Linked DNA regions of Mus musculus: region 1 is linked to region 2. Evidence: chromatin loops called from intact Hi-C (ENCODE). Cell type or tissue: left cerebral cortex. All regions are shown on one strand. Each heading gives the region's core, and the rest is flanking DNA. Links, peaks and the distances in the headings are about the cores only. Region 1 has its middle 7.8 kb from the start of Wfdc21. Region 2 holds the start of Gm51913 (a long non-coding RNA gene).

Evidence for each region. Hi-C counts contacts between places; a loop is a spot of excess contacts. Peaks named below come from ENCODE experiments on the same cell type or tissue, not always from the same donor. Only the 100,000 strongest peaks of a DNase experiment are listed, where the experiment ranks them.
Region 1: a loop joins it to region 2, with 4 times the contacts of the local background. A loop is called at or near these places in 16 of 42 quality-filtered maps.

The regions. Positions count from the first base shown.
Region 1 is chr11:83,737,700-83,740,621 of GRCm38, forward strand. No RefSeq gene overlaps it. Among named protein-coding and RNA genes, the nearest start is that of Wfdc21, 7.8 kb to the right of the region's middle. In left cerebral cortex, for the core only: a CTCF peak has its summit at 1,738 (motif pointing left); a DNase peak (open chromatin) is centred at 1,747.
Region 2 is chr11:83,441,727-83,444,648 of GRCm38, forward strand. Mmp28 (matrix metallopeptidase 28 (epilysin)) reads right to left here. Exons shown (of 8, transcript NM_001320300.1): 6 at 2,485-2,634; 7 at 2,033-2,200; 8 at 1-1,219. The coding sequence ends at 825. It overlaps Gm51913 (a long non-coding RNA gene), which reads left to right and starts at 2,610. Exons shown (of 2, transcript XR_003949748.1): 1 at 2,610-2,667. In left cerebral cortex, for the core only: a CTCF peak has its summit at 1,368; a DNase peak (open chromatin) is centred at 1,362; H3K4me3 peaks cover 209 bases.

The DNA of each region.
Region 1 (2,922 bases), core at 262-2,761, 300 kb after region 2:
GAATCAACCAAGGTATCCACTGGTGGATAAACACACAACTACATATTGGTGGTAGGACTGTGTGTAGTCATGAAAAGACTGATGTACTATTATCTGCAATGACATGGCCAAAGCCAAAAGACACTGTGTTAATCGAAGTAAGCCAGGCTTATGCAGACAAATGCTGTGTGTTCTCATTCACTATAGGAACAAAATGTTGATAACATGAAAGTAGAGAGCAGAACAGAGGTTGTCAGGAGCTATCTAGGAATACTATAGGGGAGGAAGGGTTTGGACAATTAGCACCAAAACACAGTAGAAGACTGAATCCTTGGTCTCACAGCACACTACCTCACTCTGAGGTCCACACCAATTTCTTATCTGTAACTATAAGACTATTAAAGAGTGAAGGTTCCCAAAACAGGGTGATCAGTGTTTGACACGCATGGTGATGGTCCTGGTCTGATCACTACATGTATATATGAATGGAACTATCACACAGTGCACACAAGTATGTACACATGATACATGCTAATCTATAACTTTCAATTTTATGCAAGAGTTAAAGTGTTACAAAACTATAGGTCAAAAGATCAGCTCTGTCTGTAAGTTTATGTTTTTGAAATAAATACCATTAGTAGTTTGGTAGGCATTATTCCCATTTATATTCTATGGTATGTCAGTAACTGTATTATTTTATATATTCACTACAGTCTATAATAATACTGTCTGGGAGCAGACCCATTTTCTCACTGCCAATCATCCTTCCAGGGACATATCTCAGAGGTCTGTCTGTGTTCATGGTGTCATTTCTGTGCAGATTGCTGCCAAAGGACCTGGATCTGTGGAATCATATATCAAGAAGGACATGGTCATGTCTGCTCTGGTCATGTCTGTTCCCCCAGCCTGGGAACCAGGTGGAAGCACCAAGCCCTGCCCAGGTCCCCACCCCACACAGCCCAGTGAGCGCATGCCTAGCTCTGCCCTGGCTTTCCTTACTTCCATGGTTAGTGCTCAGGCTCTGTGCTCTCAAGTCTGTGAAGAGTAGATCACAGACACTTTCCCAGCCTTTCTTGAGCACAGAACACTCTGCTCTTGCCTTATTATACAAGTCAGATGTATGTAAAGTGGGAAAATTCAGAGACGGTATTAACCTGTCTTCTCACATAGAAAGCCACATTGACATTCTAAATGAAAGCTTCTACACACATGGACACACATAGACATACACAAACATACATACATACATACATACATACATACACAGACAGACAGACAGACAGACATACAAACACAGACATACACGTGCATACATACACAGACACATAAACATACATACACACACATAGACATAGACATACATACATAAACATACATACACATACACACACATACATACATAAACATACATACACACACACACACACACACACACACACCACACACCCTATTTTGTGTATCCATGGATAGACATAGCCCAACCTGATTGATGTCAAAACCAACTCCATATCAGTAGCCCTATCCTGACACTGGATGCAAAGAGAAAGAAGGCAGCCTTGGTGTCTGAGAATCAGGAAATACATCGTTCCTCCGTGGCCAGAGGACCATGAAGACACAGATGGATAATATCTTGCTTAGAAGGCACTATAAAGTTGAAAAAGCTGGAAATACTCTTAGAAATTACAGTGTTGTAAGGAAGTTAGCCCAAACTATGCTCCCCAAACCTTATGTGAAACATAACATCCCAGTGTTCATGCTGCCACCTGGTGGATGTGACTGTCGCTGCACCTCTGTACCCCTTGCTTCTTTACTAAAGCCTATAGTTGATATTTCCACTATAAATCTAGGAAGACTGTCAAAATGACCTGAGACCAGAGGAGCTGAGACTGAATGTAATCCAAGAACATCTTGAAAGCACATATTCATTCTCTCAGGATTACGGGCCAAACTTAGATACGCAGGCAATGGGAAGAGAATGCTGAAGAACCCTGCTGATAGAGTTATCTCACAGCGCCAAGTAGATCCACTCAATGTATTCACTTAACATGTGAGTGTAGAATCCAGTACACATCTTCCACGATGCTAACTTGAGAGAGTAAGATGGTTTTTAATGGGTTGCTGTGCAGCAAGAGTATGCTGCTGGGTGTGTGTGTGTGTGTGTGTGTGTGTGTGTGGTCTCATTAAACTTTAGATTACTGCTTCAGTAGGTCTGGCGTGGAATCCAAGAGTCTTCATTTCTTCCAAGGGATCTGTGCAATGGACAGACGCTGGTGACCTGTAAGTCTGCACTTATTTCAGGCTAAGTGCAAAGCATTTGTCAACCTTACCCTTCTCTCTGAAAATCACTGTCTCATTCTTCTGCTGAAATCCCGGAGAGTCACAAATATTCCCTCTCTTGTGTGACAAGATTAGATAGATAGATAGATAGATAGATAGATAGATATAAAACTCCAAATCACCCCCCATCTTACACACCACCCCAAACACCTGCCACCTCACTAGGCTAAAAGTGTGAGGGGTTTTGACAAATGTCCACACAAAGACCCATGTGATAAAGGCACTGTCTTCAGTCTCTTCTCTGGCACCATTCAGAGATGGTGGGATATCTTGGAGTGCAGTATAGTTGGAGGAGGTTTTGGGAGGCATGAGCTTGAAGCAGATATGGGGACCATTCAGTGCTCCTCTCTCTTTTTCTACCTGCTGCTTGCCCTGAGGTAGGTAAACTTTTCTCTGCCCCATAGTCCAATCATGATGCACAGTTTTGCTTCAGGCCTGAGAAGGAATGGAGCTGACTAACTATGGACAGAAACTTGTGAAATCCGGAGCCAGAACCAACCTTGCCTCTTTGTAAGTTGTTTACCTTAGAGATGTAATAACTTCATAGGAAATTATCTAACAGGTGGCGCAAAGTTTTGACAGAATTACAAACTGGATTGGTGCTAT
Region 2 (2,922 bases), core at 316-2,815:
TCACGCAGCCTGAAGATCGCAATGGAGGCTACATCTTGAGCGGACCCCCAAGGGCCCTCTTTCATCTTCCTGATGCTCAAGATGTCCAACTTGGAGGCAAATGGGGTGAAAATGTCCTGAATTTTGAAGAGAGGTTCACCCTGTCTCTCCATGATAACCATACACAGCTGGGTTGGATGTAAGTGCATGGTCCTTGTGTCTCCAGCACCCAGTACCCATGTGCTTCTATTGAGAAGGGTAGACAATTCTATCTAGGGAAGTCTGCTGCACCTCTACGTTGACCAGCTGGGGGGTGCTTCTTCATTAGCCCAGACAACAAGTCGGGCTCAGGAGGAACACATTCCCTCCTGCTCTGCATCCTGAACCAAAAGAGAGCCTCTGACAGTGGGGATCCTCGAGGCTTCACTACATCCCAGCTTGCTGAGGGTAGGAGCTGGGGTGAAGTCTCTGATGAAATAGCAGGTGATTCCCCAAGAACTGAGCCTGAAAGGCACTGAAAGGGAGGGTCCTGCAGATACAGTCTCCAACCTCAGCTGAGTTTTGCATCTTCCTGGGACTCAGCACTGTGGGCATGGGACATCTTCACCAGAACCTTCATCTTCACCACCTTCCCACATACACACACTAGTGGGAAGGAAAAAGGTCTTTGAGGGAAAAGGCTATGGGAACCCTAGTTCTCTTTCCATCCCGGAGAACAAATGCTGATTGATTTCCTGCTTGGAGTCCTTACTGCTCAAGAGGTTCTTGCAAAGTCCAGGGGCTTCCTAGACAGGACCCACCTCTCAGGAGGCAGCAACCACGGTTCATTCAGTGATGGGGAGCCTTCAGAACAGGGCACCTCCTGAGTTGGCATTCCAACAGCCCATCCAGGACAGCTCGGTAGCCCAGCGACCGGAGCTGGTCACCCGCAGTTTGGCTTGATCCAAATGCCAATAGTGGTCATCTCTGAAGAAGATAATGGAGCCATCCGGCCTTGGCAGGGCGCCGCTGACCTCCTCGGGGACACCGGCCCAGTCTCGCAGGCTGCGGGGATAGTAGGGCTCCACTTGCATCCCTCCTTGAGCTAGCACGTAGTAGCGGGAACCCTTGAAGAGGACTAGGCGGCGCAGAGGCGGGAAGAAGAGAGCTGCGTCCGGGTGTCGGGGTAGACCACCTGCCCGGCAGAGCTGTGCGAACCCCCACACGGACTTCGTGCCCTGGAACCTCCAACAACGATTCCCTGTGGGGCATTGAGAACCATAGTGAGCTGGAGGCGTTCACTCATTGGCTCTCCACCCCATCTCTCTCACCCTGGTCCCTACTCCTTTCTATTCGGAGACCTAGACAGTCTCCTTGGAGCCAGTTGTAGTTTATACATCGCTCAGCAGATGTCAGCAGAGAGCAGAGAATACTCAATGAACCCAATCCCGGGCTGGGGAAGGTAGGAGGAGGTTGAGGATGGGGTATGGAATGGAAGATTGGGAAAGCTTGAACTTTTCTTCAGTCTCCAACTACTAATAATTCCCTGAGGGAAAAGGTGTTTGTTCCCGGTCCTTCCTTCTCCCTGTTCCTAGGACACAAGGAACTCAGCGTTGGTTGAAGGAATGGATGCGGCTCATAACAGTACTACCACGTCCAGTCCACCCTTCAGTCGTTGCATGTTATCCGGCTTCCTCATCACACCTGAGTATTACACTCCCTATCCAAGAGTATTACACTCCCTATCACAAGTTCCAAAAGCTAAGTGACATGCCAACCTCACACTGCCAGGGTGCCAGAGTGCCAGGGTGCCAGGGCAGACGCGGCCAGACTTTCTGCTGATGCAGACTGGAGAGCAGCAGTCCCCCCACCCCCCGCTACAATCTCTACACGGAACACCCTGGACACTGGATGCTCCCCATTCCATCTCTGAAAGGAGTCTTTCTGGGCCACAGGTTTAACTTGAGGTGGCAAGTTCACCAGGGACTCATTGTTGGGGACCTTCCCCCTCCTTTCTCCTCAGGCAGGATACCCACCCACCACGTCTTAATCTTAGCTGACTCAAGGCTGGTACCTTTAAAGAAGTAGAAGTCTCCATCTTCCAAAGACACTGCAGCAGCCTCAATACCAGGTGGCAGTCCTGGCCATCTTTTCTGTAGTGGACGAGGCTCTGAAACATTGCCATCAACTGTGACTTCCCAGAAGTAACTCCCTTTGAAGACATACAGTCGCCATTGCCCATCTATCCCGAGATAAGAGACATGAGGAAAGGCTACTGGCCTCCTGATGATTTGGGGGGGGGAGGGGCTGCCCTAAACCCAGTTTCCCAGACAAGCGGAAGGTAGCATGCAGGGGGCGTGGAGAGGGCGTGGCTGAGGGAAGCGGGAGTTCTTTGCTGGGCCTGAGTGGTTTTAGGATTTCTATATCCTAGATCTCCCCATTCCTCACACCTTGTAATTCAGCTCTGGACCCCTGGAGATGTGGAGGACAGAAGACAGACACCAGGCATGGCTGGGACCATCTTACCTACAGTGATGGCATCAAAGGAAGAGTGGCAGTATTTAGGACCTCTGGTTTCCGGGCGTCTGCTCTGGGAGTTGTGGGGGTCCCAGGCCTCAAAGTCAGTGAACACCTTTCCGGGGAGTTGGGTGGCTACTGAGCGTCCCAGAGGCTTTCCTTACGATCCAAGAAGGGCGAGAGAGGACATGGGTAGGAGCATATGGGAAAGGGGGGTGGGGTGGGGGGGGGTGGGGTCAAGACCCTTCCTTCTGCTCCGCCTATGATCTGAGACAGGCTGAAGGAAAGAGTAAGGGGTATGTGTAGCCCTGGTTGTTGGTTTTATCCAAGTGCGCAACTATCCCCAGAAATCTCTCCCACTCAACAGCCCAGGAAAGAGTGACCTTCTGAGATAATGTGAGAGTGGGAGACCGAAGGGTTTTGAGCTAAGGGCAGAGGTTTGTTCTT